Regions from separate parts of the Homo sapiens genome. Here all the other regions are linked to region 2. The links are chromatin contacts, found by Hi-C or POLR2A ChIA-PET in ENCODE. All regions are on one chromosome and are shown on one strand. Each heading gives the region's core, a stretch centred on a gene start or an enhancer-like site at or near the end of the contact. The rest is flanking DNA. Distances are from core to core; before and after follow the strand shown.

The links. Hi-C counts contacts between places; a loop is a spot of excess contacts on that map. ChIA-PET counts read pairs that join two places held with the same protein, here RNA polymerase II (POLR2A). Pooled maps may share reads with other maps.
Region 1: a map of naive thymus-derived CD4-positive, alpha-beta T cell shows a loop between it and region 2 (4-fold over the local background). The contact joins the promoter of TSPAN31 here to the promoter of STAT6 in region 2. A Hi-C loop is called at or near these places in 1 of 168 maps with a recorded cell type or tissue (naive thymus-derived CD4-positive, alpha-beta T cell), 1 of 37 single-sample maps with no recorded cell type and 8 of 50 pooled maps. POLR2A ChIA-PET finds 5 or more read pairs at or near these places in 2 of 52 experiments (CD8-positive, alpha-beta memory T cell and activated B cell).
Region 3: a pooled map shows a loop between it and region 2 (6-fold over the local background). The contact joins the promoter of TIMELESS here to the promoter of STAT6 in region 2. A Hi-C loop is called at or near these places in 4 of 50 pooled maps. POLR2A ChIA-PET finds 5 or more read pairs at or near these places in 3 of 52 experiments (A549, WTC11 and activated T-cell).
Region 4: a pooled map shows a loop between it and region 2 (6-fold over the local background). The contact joins the promoter of PAN2 here to the promoter of STAT6 in region 2. A Hi-C loop is called at or near these places in 6 of 50 pooled maps. POLR2A ChIA-PET finds 5 or more read pairs at or near these places in 5 of 52 experiments (CD4-positive, alpha-beta memory T cell, GM10248, HCT116 and 1 more).
Region 5: a pooled map shows a loop between it and region 2 (4-fold over the local background). The contact joins the enhancer-like site here to the promoter of STAT6 in region 2. A Hi-C loop is called at or near these places in 5 of 50 pooled maps. POLR2A ChIA-PET finds 5 or more read pairs at or near these places in 2 of 52 experiments (OCI-LY7 and naive thymus-derived CD4-positive, alpha-beta T cell).
Region 6: a loop to region 2 is called in a pooled map, with 7 times the contacts of the local background. The contact joins the promoter of STAT2 here to the promoter of STAT6 in region 2. A Hi-C loop is called at or near these places in 1 of 37 single-sample maps with no recorded cell type and 6 of 50 pooled maps. POLR2A ChIA-PET finds 5 or more read pairs at or near these places in 6 of 52 experiments (B cell, CD4-positive, alpha-beta T cell, CD4-positive, alpha-beta memory T cell and 3 more).

The regions. Positions count from the first base shown.
Region 1 is chr12:57,743,735-57,746,829 of GRCh38, reverse strand. It overlaps TSPAN31 (tetraspanin 31), which reads right to left and starts at 1,791. Exons shown (of 6, transcript NM_005981.5): 1 at 1,613-1,791; 2 at 918-1,085; 3 at 574-654; 4 at 110-241. The coding sequence starts at 1,675. RefSeq lists an enhancer at 981-1,060.
Region 2 is chr12:57,109,185-57,112,634 of GRCh38, reverse strand. STAT6 (signal transducer and activator of transcription 6) reads left to right here and starts at 1,273. Exons shown (of 22, transcript NM_003153.5): 1 at 1,273-1,506. LOC124902946 (a long non-coding RNA gene) reads right to left here and starts at 1,913. Exons shown (of 2, transcript XR_007063334.1): 1 at 794-1,913; 2 at 1-678. RefSeq lists a silencer at 55-214 and enhancers at 254-1,199, 1,200-2,147.
Region 3 is chr12:56,447,775-56,450,726 of GRCh38, reverse strand. It overlaps TIMELESS (timeless circadian regulator), which reads left to right and starts at 1,301. Exons shown (of 29, transcript NM_003920.5): 1 at 1,301-1,417. It overlaps MIP (major intrinsic protein of lens fiber), which reads left to right. Exons shown (of 4, transcript NM_012064.4): 4 at 1-1,225. RefSeq lists enhancers at 1,558-1,647, 1,758-1,877, 1,900-2,420.
Region 4 is chr12:56,332,536-56,335,495 of GRCh38, reverse strand. It overlaps PAN2 (poly(A) specific ribonuclease subunit PAN2), which reads left to right and starts at 1,496. Exons shown (of 26, transcript NM_014871.6): 1 at 1,496-1,634; 2 at 2,288-2,683. The coding sequence starts at 2,402. RefSeq lists enhancers at 1,059-1,228, 1,146-1,365, 1,491-1,660 and cis regulatory regions at 1,575, 1,560-1,591.
Region 5 is chr12:56,572,192-56,575,500 of GRCh38, reverse strand. The region is part of intron 5 of RBMS2 (RNA binding motif single stranded interacting protein 2); the gene reads right to left. Among named protein-coding and RNA genes, the nearest start is that of RBMS2, 52 kb to the right of the region's middle. Within about 2 kb of position 1,965, at least 4 of the 41 ENCODE cell types and tissues checked have a DNase peak (open chromatin) inside an H3K27ac peak, as active enhancers do.
Region 6 is chr12:56,358,290-56,361,455 of GRCh38, reverse strand. It overlaps STAT2 (signal transducer and activator of transcription 2), which reads left to right and starts at 1,349. Exons shown (of 24, transcript NM_005419.4): 1 at 1,349-1,398. APOF (apolipoprotein F) reads left to right here. Exons shown (of 2, transcript NM_001638.4): 2 at 1-888. The coding sequence ends at 231. RefSeq lists enhancers at 867-956, 1,027-1,206, 2,282-2,451, 2,283-2,482.

The sequences.
Region 1 (3,095 bases), core at 542-3,041, 630 kb before region 2:
CTTGTAGAGAGAGAAACAATGACATTCAAACTAAATTTGCCAACTTGGGCATTGTCCTTACCCAGTTTCCTACCTCCCCTGGCTGCTGCACCACCCCCAACACACTCACTGCAGTGCAGAAATCATAATCTTGTTGATACAGGGTTGTGAGGTTGAATAAGCCACAACAATCAAAACTTCTTTCCAGTTCATCCCGAGTCTTGTTGCTCATGACCCACCAAGAAGCATTGATGACATCTGTCTGAAAGATATGGGTAGAGGGAAATTAAGTCTCCCTACATCCTGTTATCAGTTCAAGTGCCTCAATTTCCCTAGCCCAGCAAAGGAAGTCAAACAGAAGCATAACGGTGTGCAACAATTATAGACACGATAAATATCTACCTTTTGAGGTTCTCTAGATCATCCTCATGGAAAATTAACCAGACATCCCAGAGGAAGCAAATAGCCCAAGAGGCCAGAAGCAGTGCACCTAAGGATGATCTTTGGGTAGTTGGGGCCAGACTAAGGAAGGAGTTCGAGGTTAAGAGGAAAATTTTAAAAAGCAAGTAAGTACTTGAAAGGGTACTGTCTTACCTGTTTGCTTCGGTTAATAGCCAGACATGAGCAAGAGATTACAAATTGGAAGATGAAGACCAAACCAAGGATGATCATGTACTGAGAGGAAAGGTTATGGAAAAAAGTCCTAGATTCCTTTATGTTTCATCTATAATAACTGTCTGGTCTCATCTGTTCATAGAACTTACACCACCATGTCAAATTGAAAGCAATAAAATCAGCTCTTGTTTCGTAGATTATGGGACAGGGCAGGGCAAGGAGACGTGTCCAAGATCCCTGAGGTCCCCTACCCTTCTAACATCTTCCTTAGATGACAGCCCTCCCAAGCCCCCGGTTGCCCCCATCACTTCAGGTCAGGATACAAAGAACAGCAGGACTTGGTGGTGGTTGACAGCACCCACCAGTCCAGCCACTGCAATAAGGAGAAGGAAGACTCCCACAGCAATGACTCCGCCGATGATGTGGATGCTGGACACCAGACCCAGGCCCTTGCCCCAAGCAGCCACTCCAATGAGCAACAAGCTCACCAGCTACGAAGAAAGAGCAGGATACATCTCAACAATTCTAGCATGCGGCACAGCCCAAGGCCATACAAGAGGACTTGGGAGCGGGGCAGGGGGAAGGAATAATGGAATAGTGTGTGAATGGGAGCTGGGGATGGTGCTATCCGCACCGGGAGCATCCCTAGGCACTCCCAAAGGTTAGAATGGCTAGGATGGCGGGGAGGGGGTGGCAGGGATGGTAGTATGAATGCAAAAGATGAACCCTCAGGATCATCCTATCACTTCCAGTTTGGAAGAAACTGAGGTTCACAGGAAGGAGGTATGGAACTTACGCCCACGGCCTTCAGTTCATTCCCCCACCCTCAGACAAACCCCCTTAATCAACCGGAAGTCTCCTCTCTCCCACGGAAGTCCCCAGGAATTCCCTCGTCGCCGGAAGTTCCTGGGAATCTTCCCGGAACCCCCATACACCCCTCTCCCCACCGGAAGTACCCTAGAGATTCTCCCCACGGGGCCTTTCCGCCTTGAAGCTTCCCCCACCTCCAAAACCTCACCATGTAGACCACGTTGAGAGCGCAAAGCGCATTCTTGGAGCAGGCAAAGCCGCCACAAACCATCTCCCCAGCTCTGGGGACCCAAGTGGTCCCAAGGACTTGGGGGGAGGGTATTGGGGACCGTCTTCCAGGACCCCGACAGCTTCTGTCTCTTTAAATCGAGGCCAGCCAAACCCAATACTCTGCGCCTGCACCGTCCCTCCCCTGCCTCTGGATTGGCGAAATGCGTGGCTAATCCTGGACGTCCAAGGCCTGCATGCCAATCAACCCGCATTACGTCACCGACCCGCCTTCTGTCCCTCTCCTTTTGTTTTTTCATTGGGCGAAACTTAAAACTAGGGGCAGGGTTTCTAGAGACTCTCTTAGGGACTACAGCCTAAACTCCAAAAGCTTAGGTTGAAAGCTGAGCTTTCTGTGGTCGGAGTTAGGAGAGGGCTAATTCCCAGGGAGACGGCTCTGGAGGAACTTAGGTGAAGGGGAGACGGCGGGAGGGGCGGGTAGGGGGCCGCTCTGAGAGCTGGGCAAAAAGGGCTCCGCCCGTAGAAGGAGGGCCCTTCCCCACCCCCTTCCCCCTGTTCTGCAGTGACCTCACGATGACGCCATTGTTTTGTTATTGCGTCACGCTCGGGAACACCCAAAGGAGCCACATATTGAGCTTATTTAGCCCGGCCGCAGAGTCCGCGGGTTGGACACAGCAACACCCAGCAAATCATCACACGTTTGTGTGTCCTCTAGTACCCATGTCCTGTTCCATATCTCCTCCTAAAGGGGTGTGAATATACCAGAAATTCAGTGTGGAAATAGCGGCCTCAGGCCAGCGCATTCCTGTATGTGGCATTGCCACAAGTGCACAGAGGGGTGTGCTCAGCATTTTCAGAGTACACGCCTGATCTAGGGCTTGCAAAAAAACGGCAGGCAAGAGGAAGAGTCTCATTTACATAAATATAAGTGGAAGGAGCCTCCACCTTTTCACTTGGGGGTAGGCTGATCAACAACTTTATTATCTAGTAAGTGCTTTGACAAACCGTCCTTCTCACGGGGGTAGGGAAAGGCATAATCCTTCTCTTCCCCAGGAGAAAGAAACAGTAGGAACAAAAAAGAAAACCCTCCAATCAACTCAACAGAATGATTTAAGTTTGTGTGTACTTAGATTCTATAGACTTACTGCCACAGTCAGATTGCCACTTCCTAGCTGCGTAACCTTTGGCCAGGCACTTAGAAACTGTCTGTGCGTGTTTCCTCATCTGTAAAATGGGGATAAATAACAACACACCCTACCTCTTGGGTTGTAAGAATTAAATGAGTTAATATATGTAGAATACTTAGAACAGTACCTGGCATATAGTAAACACTCAATGTTAGTTATTACTTTTCAGGTCATTTTACAGGTTCCTGTGGGCAATTCCAACCTCAATTCCCTTATCTTTAACTACACAGTATTTATATAAACTCTTACAGAAATTAATACCAAAAAGGTATGCAG
Region 2 (3,450 bases), core at 24-2,523:
TAACTGCTATATTTTGCTGTGTTCAAACCCTCTGCTGCCTGGCTGGGTCCACACACGTGCACTCATGTACAGACCTGCGGGGTAGCAAGGGATGGAGGAGGAGGAGCTGGTTCTGGAAATCAATTCAGGCACCAGGGGGCAGCATAGGCCTAGCTTTGGCCCCTCAGCCCAGCCCCTGCTATGGGAGGGAGGAGGGGAGTAGAAACTTCCTCCCACCGCCCCTCAGACACCACCTCTTCCACACACCGGGGCTCTCAGGTGTCCGGGAGTAAAGGCCTCTCTGGATCCCTTGGTCTCCTCCAGCTCCTCCCCCAGCAAAAACTGCAGAACCCTCCACTAGTTATGTTGATGACTCAGAAGTTGAGCAAGACTGTGTGTGTGTGTGTGTGTGTGTGTGTGTGTGTGTGTGTGTGGTGTTGTGATTGCAATGGGCTCTGTTTGTGAGCCTGCCTGCACGTGTGTGTGTGTGTGTGTGTGTGTGTGTGTGTAGTCTTGTGGTCAGGGAAGTTGTGCATGTGTGTGTTTGTTTCTTGGCGTGTCTCAGTGTTTACCCCAGAAACATATAGGAACTTGGCAGATAGGAACACAGCAGATTCGTATTCAAACTTGCCCCTTGTGAATCTGCAGGCAGCAGCTCCGGCTTGTGCTGGTTCCCACCACAGTCTCAGGAGGGGTGCCCTGTGAGGAGAGAGCAAAGACCAGCTTCAGTCCAAGGGACTCCTAGAGTCTTCCAGAATTCTGAGCTGAGGGTTCCCCTCCCCCACTCCCTCCCGTCAGTGGTCACGAGACCGACCTCTAAGGCGTTCCCTGCCGGAAGGGAGGGGGACCTAGGAGTTGGCTGGCATCGAGCTCCCTGGCGGCTTTTTAGGGTCCTCCACTGGAGGGAGCGCAGAGTCCAGAGGGATTTACTTTTCCTGAGGCCCTGGGGAGCCCAGTCCCTTGTGGGTCCAAACCCCAGCCCTTGGCAGAGTTTGAGTTTGGGAGCCAGGCAGTTAGGGGTGGCAAATCTCTGTTTGATATTGGGTGACTTTCTGGAGAAAAGCTGATGCTTTTGAGGGGGACAGAGTAAGTGGGGGTCAGCCTCCCCCCAAGCCTGGCTCCAAGGCCTGGACCCCAGTCCTGATCCCCCACGTGTTCCCCCACTCGGCACAGGAGGCACACATATTCACCCCACTTTCTTCCTCTTCCTCCTCCAGCCCACTTTCTCTTCTCTGTGTCGTCAGAGCTCCAGGGAGGGACCTGGGTAGAAGGAGAAGCCGGAAACAGCGGGCTGGGGCAGCCACTGCTTACACTGAAGAGGGAGGACGGGAGAGGAGTGTGTGTGTGTGTGTGTGTGTGTGTGTGTATGTATGTGTGTGCTTTATCTTATTTTTCTTTTTGGTGGTGGTGGTGGAAGGGGGGAGGTGCTAGCAGGGCCAGCCTTGAACTCGCTGGACAGAGCTACAGACCTATGGGGCCTGGAAGTGCCCGCTGAGAAAGGGAGAAGACAGCAGAGGGGTTGCCGAGGTGAGGGGTTGCCTCCGAGGTGGGTGCGGGGGCCTCTATGAGTGCATGGGGGTGGATTCGTGGGGGGAGCTCTCGGGATCCTCCCCTGGCTGGGTGGATGGTCCCCAAGAGATGGTTTCAGCTAGTGTTGGTGGCTGGTGGCACTGGGTTTTAGCAGTTTCGAACTCCTGGAGGAATCTGGGAGGGTCCAGGCCTCAGTACTCCCCTCCCCCATGGGTCACGTTTTCACAGCCTCACCCCTGCACCCCCAGGGCCATGGAAAGTCAGGGAAAGGAGGTGAAGGAGTGCCCCTCTGCCCTGAGTCGGGGGAAGTGGCCGCCCCTCCCTGGAAGGTTGATGCCAGAGGGCAGTGGATCCTTGTTAAACCCCTATCCTGCCCTCCACTAAAGGTTCCTGTTCAAGGGTGTGGCTGGGGCGTGAGCAAGCCCCAGATGTAGACCTCATGGTGGCCCAGACGAGGGGGAATTTCCCCCTCAAAACTGCTCCACGCTTGGCTGCTGTAGACGCTGAGATTTCCCAGCGGCGGCGCCGAGTTAACCCTCCTCGTGCTGAACTGGCTCCACCTCCCCGCCTGCCCCCACCGCCACATTCACGCATTGGGCAACTCAGAGAAGCTGTTTTAACTTTCGATCCTGTGGTCCCACAATCAGAGGACTCGGGCAGATAGGGGTTGAGATAAGCGAGTTTAGGCCACCAAGCGGGCGGACGAGGATCCCAGACCTTGCGCTTCCCTTCTGAGTTTGGGAGGTAACACTGGCCCCGCCCCTCACGCCGTGGCTCCTCCCTCCCTTCCCCTTCAAGGGGCTGAAGACAAAAGGTGCCCCTGTCCTGGTCAAGCCAATCGACCCAGCCTTGTTATGGGTTGGGGTGGGGAGAAATGTGTCCTCCTGATGGCTGGGGAAGAAGAGGGGTTGGATATTTCTAGCCAGGGCCATGCCAGGAGGCTGGTCACTCTGCAAGGGGATGCAGAGGAAAGCGGTGCCCACTCACTCCAGAGGACCTTTCTCTCTTGGGCTAGAGAAAGGCCTATTGGAGGAACCTGAGCAGGAGGGGTAAGGATTCTGCCTTGAGGAGAAAAGAGCTGGGGTAAGTGGGCACTGGAGGAAAGAGGGGCATGAAGGTCTTGGAGCAGAAACGTCCAGAGAAGGGACCTCTCCATTTTCCATCCCTCTGAGAGGCCTGGGAGAGGTGAGAGGCTGAACGTGCAACAGGAGGACTTGGGGTTACTGGGTTTGGGGAGACCTGGGGAGTTGTCATCCCATCCTCTCCCTCATCTCTGGGAGAGGGATATTATGAGAAACGTGAACTGAGAGGCCCCTGGGAAACCACTGGTTACCCAGTCCTCCCTGAACCTGGAAATGGGGATGCAACCCCCTCTTCTACTTCCCTGTCCCCTCCTCTCCTTTCTACCTGTTTTCGTCTCTCATCTTTGCCTTCTAGCCCTCCAGCTTCCTCTCTCTTCTAGGCTCTTTCCTCCTAGCTTACTAAACCCGCCTTTTTTCCAGTCTCTTCCATCCTCTTCCTTAGTTCTCTCTACTTTCCTTTTCCACCTCTCCTCCTTCAAGTCTCCTCCCACCTTCCCCCACTTCTTAGGATGATCAGATTTGCCCCTGGAAGGGATCCTAACAACACAGTGCGATGGTTAATCCCCACTCAGATTCAAAGCCTGCTTTCCAAACTCACTTACTGAGTGGCCTTGGGCAGAGTAGAGAAACTCCTTAAGCCTCAGTTTCTTCATCTATAAAATGGGATATTATATATTTTAAAAAGTGTCGTGAGGCCTGAAGGAGATAATACACTGAGTGTAATGCCTCATACACAGTAAGTGCTTAACAAATAGTAGCTGTTATTACTCTCCCATCCTCTTCATCATCTAGCCTTGTGGTTTTCATTTTTATTTTATTTCATTTATTTATTTATTTATTTTGAGGCAGAGTCTCTCTC
Region 3 (2,952 bases), core at 52-2,551, 660 kb after region 2:
CCCAGATCAGGATGTAGGTGTACCGAAGAATTGGGGGGAAGTTAATGGGAATATATAGCCTACTTATCTTAGGGATGCTTGCCCCAGGGACTTGGGTGGGGAAGTAGCTCTGAGAAAAGTGAACACTAGGATTTAGCTGTTCTGTAAAGCCACGTAAACCTGTCTACATCCGCTGGCTGGTTGTGTTCATTCTGACATAATGGATCTCTTCAGAGGTCCTGGGCCAAAGAGCTTCCAACCTAAATAGAGCTTGGGCAAGCCTAGAATCTAGAAAAATTAAGCAGCTTAACTGGTCAGCCTGACATCCACTGTTGTGGCTGCCTGGCAGATGGTATTTAAGCCCCACAATTGTTCCCTAAGGCCAACACAGGAAATCTGATTCCTGGAGCAAATAAATGAACGGGTGGTAGTAGGGGGCATGAGGGGAGAGGCTTTGACTCTGTTCTAATTTATTTAGAGCAAATCAAAACACTCCTCAAATGGCATCTTTCTGCTTTTATCACTAGTTCCGTGTTTTTTTTCTTGTTTTGTGTCTGTGTATTTTCATTTCTCTGTCATCCGTCCTTTCATCTTGAAGCAAATCTCTTCTAACTCCCTCATACCCCAGAAATTGATTCCTTCTATTCAAATGCTTAATAATTCAGGAGATTATTATTTGTTTGAGCCCTATCTTCTTTTTTTTTTTGAGAGGGGGTCTTACTATGTTGACCAGGTTGGAGTGCAATGGATATTCACAGGCACGATCATCGCACACTACAGTCTAGAAATCCTGGGCTCAAGCGATCTTCCTGCTTCAGCCTCCCCAGTAGCTGGGATTACAGGGGGCCAGAGCACAGCCCTATTTTCTTTTCCTTTTGGCAAGATCATCTCAGCAGAGGCCAGAAGAGACCCTCAACTGTTCAATGAATATTTACGGTTGCTTTCTTCCTTTTATGAGCCTCTTGCATACTTTGAAAGCTTTAAATTTATACCTATAATACAACGGACATCCCCTATCCCAGAAGACCATTCCTCCCTGTACTTCAGCTCTTTACTTCCTCCCAAATAAAACCTAACTTTTCTAACTAACTATTTAAGACTTGGAATAGTCCGCTTGACTAGAAGAAGGGGAAGAATGTTTGTAAATTCACCTCTAATCGGACTTTGATTCTACTATAATTCAGCAGAAAATTCATAGCGCTGTGATTTTTAGATCGACCTCACATAAAACAGTCCCTGCACTCGCTTCCCTTTTCCTTCCTTCTTCACCAATCTCCGCCCCAGTTCGCTCGGAGTCACGTGGACCAGCCCGGCTCGCCCCGCCTCGCTCTTCGCGCAGGCGGGGACCGGTCCAGCTGAGCCTGGTGGCGGAAAGGCTGCGGCCCCGCGCCAGAGGGCCGGTGGCTCCTCCGGGCTTCTGAGGACCCGCAGGGAGCGGGTGAGTGAGTGTGTGGCGAGAGGGCGCTAAGCGGACACGGGGATCCTTTCGAAGCTATGGGGGCATTCTCGGGAAACGCTGAGTCCCTTTTCCCGCCACCCGGTTTAGAGCCAGGGGGCGGGGCTCGTGCTGCAGGCGCGCACGCGCAATTCTGTACTCTGCTCCTTAGTCTCCCGCGCCGCGTTCCCGGGTCTCACCGGACGCGGGCTTAGCCCTACGCTGCTCCGCACAGCTTGGGTCTCCCGCGGGATGGGGTTGTGATGGAAAGGGGCTTGGAATTCCTGAATTAGAACAGAAAGTGCCTGAGGGAGTTCCACTTCGGAGCTTAGCATCTAGTTGAGACCTCCTGAAAAAAACCGGTGTGTGGCCTGGCGGTCAGCAGTGGTCGGAATTCACAGGCCGCTTTACTTATATCGTGGGTTTTATGGAACGGATTTCTCACTCCCTCCCTTCGTTGCCTTGTTCGGGTTTGTCACCTGGACCTCAGCCGCTAATGAAGCTTTTTTCCTTGAGCCTCTCAATTCTTTGCCATTCGTGCTTCGACTAGTACTTTCAATTTTTTATTTATTTTATTTTATTTTGAGACGGAGTCTCGTTCTGTCGCCCAGGATGGAGTGCAGTGGCGCCATCTCGGCTCACTGCAACCTCCGCCTCCCGGGTTCAAGCGATTCTCTTGCCTCAGCTTCCTGAGTAGCTGGGATTACAGGCGCGCGCCACCATGCCCGGCTAATTTTTGTATTTTTTTTAGTAGAGATGGGGGTTTCACCTTATTGGTCAGGATGATCTCAAACTCCTGACTTCGTGATCCGCCCGCCTCGGCCTCCCAAAGTGCTGGGATTATAGGCGTGAGCCACCGCGCCTGGCCTGTTTGTTTTTTTTGGTTGTTTTGTTTTGTTTTGTTTTTGAGATGGAGTCTGGCTCTGTCGCCCAGGCTGGAGTGCAGTGGTCCGATCTCGGCTCACTGCAACCTCCGCCTCCCCAGTTCAAGCGATTCTCCTGCCTCAGCCTCCCCAGGAGCTGGGATTACAGCTGCCCGCCACCACGCCCGGCTAATTTTTGTATTTTTAGTAGAGATGGGGTTTCACCATGTTGGCCAGGCCGGTCTCGAACTCCTGACCTCAAATGATCCGCCCGCGTCGGCCTCCCACAGTGCTGGGATTACGGGTGTGAGCCACCACACCCGGCCCTACTAGTACTTTGTACAAAGTAAAGGTAGATCATCTGATGTTAAATTTAAAACTCCTCTTTGACCACCCACAGTTAGCCTTAAATCCGTAGGTGGGTGTCTGTGGCCTCTCAGTCTGGCCCTGACCCTCTCAATCTCATTTTGTAAATCTCTTACGCACCTGACTCCTGGCCACGTGGAAAGATTGTGGCTGCCCTCTTTCATATCTCAGTACTTAGTTCCTGCTGTTCCTTCTGCTTGGAAGATCTTGACACTGCTCTGCCAAGCGAACTTCTCTTTGAAGACTGAGCTTAATTGTCCCTCTGAAAATCAATGTATCCAGCTTCCTATGCCAAGTTAGTCACTTCTT
Region 4 (2,960 bases), core at 247-2,746, 780 kb after region 2:
TTTTCTTTTTTTTTTTCTTTTTTTTGAGACGGAGTTTCGCTCTTACTGACCAGGCTGGAGTGCAATGGTGCCATCTCGGCTCACTGCAACCTCCGCCTCCCAGGTTCAAATGATTCTCCTGCCTCAGCCTCCCAAGTAGCTGGGATTACAGGCTCCCGTCACCAGGCCCGGCTAATTTTGTATTTTTAGTGGAGACGGGGTTTCTCCATATTGGTCAGGTTGGTCTCGAACTCCCGACCTCAGGTGATCCGCCCACCTCGGCCTCCCAAAGTGCTGGGATTACAGGCGTGAGCCACTGCGCCCGGCAGACATGGATTATTTAGCCCAGGTTATTAGGGATCTGTAACTCTCATGGGTCTGTTAAGTCTTTCTCAATTTGAGACCTCAAGATGGAGATTTCTTAAAGTGTAGGAACTGTCTATGTCTCTCAGCATCCACCTTTTTCGGAGATTCTATATCTAATGACCTGCGAAGTCAGATCAAATCAGTTTGAGAGACCATCTGTGTTTTTCTCTTGGTCTAGGCTCTAGGTAGGATCTCTGACTGGGTATAGGACCCCACCCCTCTGAGTCCTAGAAATTTAAATTCTTGGTTCCTTTAATGAAGGTCTATTTACCAGCCTTTATTGAGAGAAATGTTATAGAATTGAATCCTCCATGAGGAATGTCTCCCATCAGAGTCCCTTTATGTGGCCTTTAGAAACAGTAATAACAGCTGAGCTAAAGTGCTCTGAGACATCTCACAACCTAGACCCATTTCAAAGTAATTAGAGTTCACAGGACCCACGAATCCTTCAGAATAACAAGTCCCAATTTGCCATGCTCATCCCCCTCTGAGGGATAACGTCCAGCCAGCCTCAAGAGCTAGGGGAATTTGATAACCAGGGGCATCTTGTTACCCGGGAATGTTACCGGGGTCTCTGGGGAGGGAACAATCACGGATGGGAGTTTCAGATGGATGCCTGTAGAAGATGCAGCCACTTGGACTGTGTCAGGAGTCCGGCTCCCGCTTCCTTTTTTTTCTCTCCCATATCTGGAAATAATAGGAAATGCCAGCGAGTTTTGGGGGCAACAGGGTCAGAGGTGGCGGAGTGGCTCACTAGGGCACCGCAGGAAGAGGAGGTAGACTAAGCCCCGCTGGGAATACCCAACAGCGACTCCTAGTGCTTTGCCTTGTGTGTCCCTTATTTTAGAGTTCCTAAAGTTATAGAAAGCATAAAAGTTTGGTTTTCAAACCTAGACGTAATTTTGTTCAAGAAGACTAAAAACAGAGTTACTTTCTAACGCCACCCAACAAGTCCGGCGTCTGGCTGCGTTTGTCCCACCGGCGCCCCGTAACCTCTTTTTCCGGCGCGTGCGTCACACGCTCTCTCCTGGGGTCGCCGTACCTGGCTCCTTCTGATTGGCTTAGATGCGCCCGGAGCCCTTCTGATTGGCTAAAATATGCCCCGAGCCCTTCTTGATTGGAAGAAGCGCCTCGGACCCCGGTCCTTGGCGCCGTAGTGGTTAGGTTGAGCCCTAGGCGTGGGGGAGAACTGGGGAAACTGGAATTTCCCGCGGAGCTGACAGCGCTTGCGCTCCCCCTACTCGTTCTAATTCCACGCGCTCCAAAATATCCGCCATGGAGAAATCTTGGTAATGACCCATTCCCCGTAAGCATCCCAGGAACACATCTGACCCTTGCCCTATCCCCCTCCTCACCGCTGCCGTGGGAGAATTCTAGATAACCGATTTTTCTGGTTCCCCCAGAGAATTCTGGGTAACTAGCCGTTTCCGTCACCTTCCCCTGCCCCCGCCCCAATTGTGGGTAACTGGCCATTATTGTTTTCCTCTAGAGAATCCTGGGTAGCTATTGGAGAGGATTCTAGGAAACTGACTTCTCGTTCTCCCCACCGTCCAATCCACCCGTTTTCACCCCCAATTCTGGGAGAAAGCACCTTAAATCCCTCTACCTAACTCCAACCCCCGCAATTCTCGCTCCCTTCACCTGATGATTCAGGGCTGAACAAGGCAAGTGAGCAGTCCGAAGTGAGAAGAAAGGGAAGTCAAGGATTAGGTTAGATAATGGGGTGGTGGAGAGTACAGAGGGCCTAGCGGAGGAGGGATAGGGACAACAGTTCTACCACCTCCACCCCCACTGCCCATCCCTCCCCCGCCTGCTTCATCCTTTGGCTGGCAGTCTCATCCCTCATGCCTGCCTCATCTCCCTCCTGCCCCCATAACCTAGAAGACCCTAAGTACCAGTACCTGGGCCTACCCTTGACTCAGCTACCTCTTTCCCCTTACAGGCCAGGATGTCCATTCTAGGCCCATCGGTGCTGTCTTGCTGAAGGTTGGGTCAGGCATCTAAAGGGACTGTGGTAAGGGAGGGTGTGACACAGGTGTAAGCTGCCATCGTCATCATGAACTTTGAGGGTCTGGACCCTGGACTGGCAGAATATGCCCCAGCCATGCATTCTGCCCTGGACCCTGTCTTGGATGCCCACCTGAACCCAAGTCTGCTACAGAATGTGGAGCTGGACCCAGAGGGAGTGGCCTTGGAGGCTCTTCCCGTCCAGGAATCAGTGCACATAATGGAAGGTGTCTACTCTGAATTGCACAGCGTGGTGGCTGAAGTGGGTGTACCTGTTTCCGTCTCCCACTTTGACTTGCACGAGGAGATGCTGTGGGTGGGGAGCCACGGGGTAAGAACTGTACCCCTTTGTGAGGGTTGAAAGATGTTGAAGGTCTTTATCTGGTCTTAACCCAAGGAAGCTGCTTTGCAGATAGCCAGTACCGAGGAGTTGTAGTGATGAGACAGCTGGGTCTGGTTGGAGGGATAAAGGGAGAATCTAGGATCTAGGAGTAAATGACATATTCTTTCTCAGGAGGCATCCCTTTTTTTTTTTTTTTTTTTCGAGACAGGGTCTTGCTCTGTCGCCTAGGCCAGAGTGCAATGGCGTAATGTGATCATGGCTCACT
Region 5 (3,309 bases), core at 716-3,215, 540 kb after region 2:
CCAGGGCAAGACCCACCCCATCTGCCTCCAGCCCTACCCATATTCCTGTATTGATTTATTTATTGAGACAGGGTCTCACTCTGTAGCCCAGGCCAGAGTGCAGTGGTGTGATCATGGTTGACTGCAGTTTTGACCTCCTGGGCTCAGGTGATCCTCCCACCTTAGCCTCCCAGGTAGCTGGAACTATAGGCACGTGCCACCATGCTCAGCTAATTTTTTTTGTTTGTTTTGTTTTTGTAGAGATGGGGTTTCACATGTTGCCCAGGCTGGTCTTGAACTCCTGAGCTCAAGTGATCTGCCCGCCTCAGCCTCCCAAAGTCGGGTTTTTTTTTGAGACGAGTCTCACTCTGTTGCCCAGGCTGAAGTGCATGTCGCCCAGGCTGAAGCGCCTTGGTGCAATCTGGGCTCACTGCAAGCTCCGCCTCCCGGGTTCACACCATTCTCCAGCATCAGCCTTCCGAGTAAGCTGGGACTACAGGCGCCCGCCACCACGCCCGGCTAATTTTTTGTATTTTTAGTAGAGATGGGGTTTCACCATGTTAGCCAGGATGATCTCGATCTCCTGACCTCATGATCCGCCCGCCTCGGCCTCCCAAAGTGCTAGGATTATAGGCGTGAGTCACGGAGTCCGGCCAAAGTCAGGTATTTTTTAAATGAATGATTTGTGTATCAGATTGCTATGATATTTAGATCTCATTTGAATACATTTTTAAACGAAGTAACAGTTTTATTTTAAATGCCAATATTTATAATTTGCTGGAAATCATACTTTGCATGAATCTGAATATATGAAGAAAACTTGTAGACATTAACATAGAAACATATAAGAGATTTCATAGTTTTTCAAAAGTCTCTAAAGCCACAGTTCCTAAACTGTGCTCTCAGGCACTGTGGGTGGCTGTGGTGAACTCAGAGGGTCACAACGAGGGTTATTTTAACTCTTTGAAGAAAAACAGCAATATCTGTTGGAGAATGTGTGCACTACTAACTCAAAATTGTACACTGCTTCAACATTAGTTCCCCCTACAATCCTTTTGATAGATAACATCATATTTTCACAAAGCTGGGTTTAAATAGTTGCTATGACAAAAGCAAATACCATAAGAAAACCAATACGTAACAGGAAATGAGTGTGTAGGTGTCCATTCTGATACCAAATTTTGAGAAGTTGTGCAATTCCAACAGGCACATATTCCATTAGTAAGTATAGTTAGAATGAAATAAAGACATGCTCTCTTTCAATGTTTGTGTATTATTTTTTCAAACAGCTACAAAGTTGTTAAAGCATAAACACTTCTTAAGCTGTATGGACCATGAAGTTACTGCTGTCAGGAAATTTTTTTAAAAAGTTGTGTGGACTGGCTGGGCGCAGTGGCTCATGCCTGTAATCCTAGCACTTTGGGAGGCTGAGGCGGCTGGATAACCTGAGGTCAGGAGTTCGAGAACAGCCTGGACAACCTGGTGAAACCACATCTTTACTAAAAATACAAAAATTAGCTGGGCATGGTGGCGGGCGCCTGTAATCCCAGTTACTCAGGAGGCTGAGGCAGGAGAATCACTTGAACCCGGGAGGCAGAGGTTGCAGTGAGCCAAGATTGTGCCATTGCACTCCAGCCTGGGCAACAGAGTGAGACTTCGTCTCAACAACAACAACAACAACAACAAAAATACAAAAATTAGCCAGGCGTGGTGGTACGCACCTGTGGTACGCGACAGAGCGAGACTCCGTCTCAAAAAAAAAAAAAAAAAGTGTGGACCATTCAGTTACTTAATAAATTGAACTGTTAGGTATTTCTTTTGGTCTAGGGTGAAAAACTATTAGATAACTAAGGGTGGCACAAACTGAGAAAGGTTAAGAACCTCTGCTCAACCTGCAAAATAAGTTCGATGGTCCCAAGCCTAGGAACTCTCCTTTAGATATACACGGGATTGCCAGCAGGTGGTGCTACTAAGCTTGAGTCAGCTGGGGAAGAGGAACTATTTCTTTTCTTCTTCTTCTTTTTTTTTTTTTTTTTTTTTTTTTTGAGATGGCGTCTCGCTTTGCTGCCCAGGCTGGAATGCAATGGCGCGATCTCGGCTTACTGCAACCTCCGCCTCCCGGGTTCAAGTGATTCTCCTGCCTCAGCCTCCCGAGTAGCTGGGACTACAGGAGCCCGCCACCATACCCAGCTAATTTTTGTATTTTTAGTAGAGACGGGGTTTCACCAGGTTGGCCAGGCTGGTCTCAAACTCCTGACCTCAGGTGATCCACCCGCCTCAGCCTCCCAAAGTGCTGGGATTACAGGCGTGAGCCACCACGCCCAGCCAAGAGAAACTATTTCTTGTTCCCAAGGTCTGAAACACTCAGAGTAAGGGGGTGTTCACGGACCAGACAAGATATAAAGCAAAAAGGGGTGCTTGGCTCACTTAGTCCAGTCATTTTGAAACTAAAAAAAAAAAAAAAAGTCAAAAGAATCTCCTTTCAAATAAAATCTTAAAATAAATAAAAGCAGAGCCATTTCTTAAGTGGGCTAAGGGAGGCTGATACCCTACGACAGTGAGGGCAGATACCAAAGCCCAAAGAAGGGCACCTGGGAAAACTGCAGGTATAGGGAATACTGTGGGAAAATTACTCATCTGAATCAATCTCCACTTCAGAGAGTGAACCAAGGCTCACAAGCTCTGATATCACAGGTGCAGAATTGTTCTGGAATACAGGTCTCCCAACAGATCTGAAAAGGAAGATCAAAACTTCTACCTCATCCTACTGCTCTCAAAGCCAGAAGGATCAGGGCTCTGCTCTAACACCCACTCCTGTAAGACCCTGGGCAAATCATTTCTACTGAAGAGTTCACTTTCCTCATCTGTAAGATAGAGAATATTTATCTCACAGGGATGTTGTAAAGATTAAATGAGACAAGATGAGAAATACTCAGTAAACTATAAGAATATACAGAATTTTTTACTCTGGTTGGGTCTGGATTAAAGGAACAAAGCCTAGAGTACTTCCCTAGGAAGTAGTAGGGAGCTTAGCCGAGTGTGGTGGCTCATGCCTGTAATCCCAACTGCTTAGGTGGCTGAGGCAGGAGGATCACTTGAGCCCAGATGTTCAAGAGCAGCCTGGGCAACACAGCAAGACCCCATCTTTATAAAAAAAATATTTAGGTGGGGCTAATGGGTTTTTGAGTATTGTAACCTATAATAAAATGAACCTTTTTTTTTTTTTTTTTTTTGAGACAGAGTCTCACTCTGTTCCCCAGGCTGCAGTGCAGTGGTGCGATCTCAGCTCACTGCAACCTCTGCCTCCCAGGTTCAAGCAATTCTCCTGCC
Region 6 (3,166 bases), core at 100-2,599, 750 kb after region 2:
TCTGGGGTTCAGCAGTTGATCCAGTATTACCAAGATCAGAAAGACGCAAACATCTCTCAGCCGGAGACCACCAAGGAGGGTTTGAGGGCCATCTCAGATGTGAGTGACTTGGAAGAAACAACTACTCTGGCTTCTTTCATATCAGAAGTAGTAAGTTCAGCTCCCTACTGGGGGTGGGCCATAATCAAGAGCTATGACTTAGATCCTGGGGCTGGGAGTCTTGAGATATAAAAGAATGTGGTAACCACAGAATTAATAACTGTACTACCCTGACAAGCTATATACATGTCTTCAAAATTTTAATCTGATTTATCCAGGAGGAAGGCTGTACAGTAAAACGTAAGAACGTAAATGTTTGGGTGTTGAAGTCACAGGGTTTGGTTTCGAATCTAGGCTCCACTTGTTAGAGCCTCGGTGATCACTGAATAGTAACTTCTTTCTTGAACTAAGATCAGTTTTGAAGTTTCTAAAGGAGATAGAATGATTTTAACCTCAATGAGTTGCCCTGTAAATTTAAAATGATACAATGAATCTAAAATGCTTATCACAGTACTTTCAATAAATAGCTATTAGCCAGGTGCGGTGGCTCACGCCTGTAATCCCAGCACTGTGAGAGGCTGAGGCGGGATGATCACCTGAGGTCAGGAGTTCAAGATCAGCCTGGGCAACATGGCGAAACCCCGTCTCTACAATAAATACAAAAAATTATCCTGGCGGAGTTATGCACGCTTGTAGTCCCAACTACCTGGGAGGCTGAGGCGGGAGAATCACCTGAGCCTGGGAGGTCGAGGCTGCAGCGAGCCGAGATCGCGCCGCTGCATTCCAGCCTGGGTGACAGAGCGAGACCATGTCTCAAAAAATAAAAATAAAAAAAAATTGTTTTCATTACCTCAGCCCTCCTCTTCCTATCCCAAGGCGTCGAAATTCCGGTCCCACCCCTTCCCATGGAGCCCTTGGCGTCTCCAGGCTCCTCAAGCTAGTTTCGGTTCCGGGGCTCACGCGCGGGTTCTCGAAAATCAGCTGTTTCAGTCTTGGGCTAGTCCACTAATTGGACTCCTCCCCTCGTAGAAAGTGCCTACTTGAACTTCTCCACCAATCGCTGAAGCTGCAGGTGTGGTTTCGGCTCAGCTTGTCCCGCCCTGCGGAGGGGCGGAGTTGCGGCGGCGCCAGTGAGCTCGCAGTCTGGGAAGGGCTTGACTGAATGGCAGCCAGTGTCGGGGTGGCGGCTGGGAATGGGGGCCGCTCCGGACTTCCGCTGCCAACTACAAGGGGGCGGGTCCGAGGGGGGTTAGCCGAAGTTGTAGGCGGGGCGCGAGGTTCTAGTACCCGAGCTCATACTAGGGACGGGAAGTCGCGACCAGAGCCATTGGAGGGCGCGGGGACTGCAACCCTAATCAGGTACGGGCCCTGAGAGGGTGTGCTGGGGTAGGGGTGGGGGTGAGAGTGAGAGTTCCTCCGAGGGAAGGGCGACTGGCCCCAGGGGTTACCCCCTGGAGAGGGTAGCTTCGGTCCCCAGATTGAAATAGGAGCTGTCGCCTGCTCGGTCCTCGATCTTCTTCTGTCCAGCCTATCTCCCTAACCCTAATGCCCCTCTCCCAAAACTGCCCTGCAGCTTCCGAGACCCGGAATCTGGCATTGTTATGTTGGTTCGGTATCTGACGTTTTTCCCTCTGCTCTGCATTATTTTTTATCTTCACCAAAAAACGATGTTCAAAGATAGATAAATCTAAAAACAAAGATAGATAAATCTATTATCCTTGTTTTGTTAAAAAGTATAAGCTACTGAAAGATGAAACGATTGCCTAAGGTCACACACAAAATTCAGTTCATTTCAGAAAAGCTTCTTGAGTGCAAAATATGTGCCTAAGAATGAGAGATAATGAGAAAAAATTGTTTCAGCCCTTAACCTCAGTGTTTGCAATCCATTTGGGGAGACCAGGTTTTTTGTTTTGTTTTCATATTTGAATCTTTGCTGACTTGCTCCTTTAATATCAGACACTTAAATCCTCAAGAATTGGGACCTCATCATTAATTTTTTTTTGGAGATGGAATCTCACTATGTTGCTCAAGCTTGGTCTCAAACTCCTGGGCTCAAGCCATCCTCTCGTCTTGTGGGCCTCACAAAGTGCTGGGATTACAGGCATGAGCCATCATGCCTGGCCACCTGATCATTTTTTTAACTTTTTTTTGGTATCATAAAAGCAATACAGATACATAGTTTTAAAAATCAAGCACTACTAAAAGAGTTAAAATGAAAATAGCCCCTGCCCAATCCCTCCCTTCCCTTGTTCCTGCTGGAGGTAGAAAGGCAGCTGATGTTATTCATGTTAGTAGAAGACTCTCCCACCCCAAGCATTTCTCTTTATTTTGTAATAAAATCATGTGACCTTTTTAGACCACAAATATGCATGAATTCTGTTCTGTTAGGCTCAGGCTGCAACAAGCATAAGTTTCAGTTTCCTAAATAGACACCAGCTGGCAGTGAGCAGGGAACAGTGGGGAGAAAGATGCATGGGACAGCCTGCTTGGTGACAGGCAAAAACCAATTTGTTGTTCTTTTGAGACAGAGTCTTGCTTTGTCACCCAGGCTGGAGTGTAGTGATGTGATCTCTGCTTACTGCAACCCCTGCCTCCTGGGTACAAGCCATTCTCCTGCCTCAGCCTCTTGAGTAGCTGGGATTACAGGCAACAATTTTAAGTGAAGTTTCAGGATCTCACAAAGTTGATAACCTATAATCATATTCAAGATTCACAGGTCATAAACGTGTCATATTCTTGGGATTGAGCCACCCATTGCACAGCATTTAGATGTCTTCTAGAATGGAGCTCCTCCTTCCTATATGGAGGGCAGTTTATATGGTGTACTTACCTGACCACCAAAAAGATTTGGCTCCTAAAAAAGCTTCAGGTGGCCGGGCATGGTGGTTCACCCCTGTAATCCCAGCACTTTGGGAGGCCAAGGTGGGCAGATCACCTGAGGTCAGAAGTTCCAGACCAGCCTGGACAATATGGTGAAACCCCATCTCTACTAAAAATACAAAAATTAGCTGGGCATGGTAGTGGGCGCCTGTAATCCCAGCTAGTCGGGAGGCTGAGGCAGGAGAATCCCTTCAACTCGGGAGGCAGAGTTTGCAGTGAGCCGAGATCGTGTCACTGCACTCCAGCC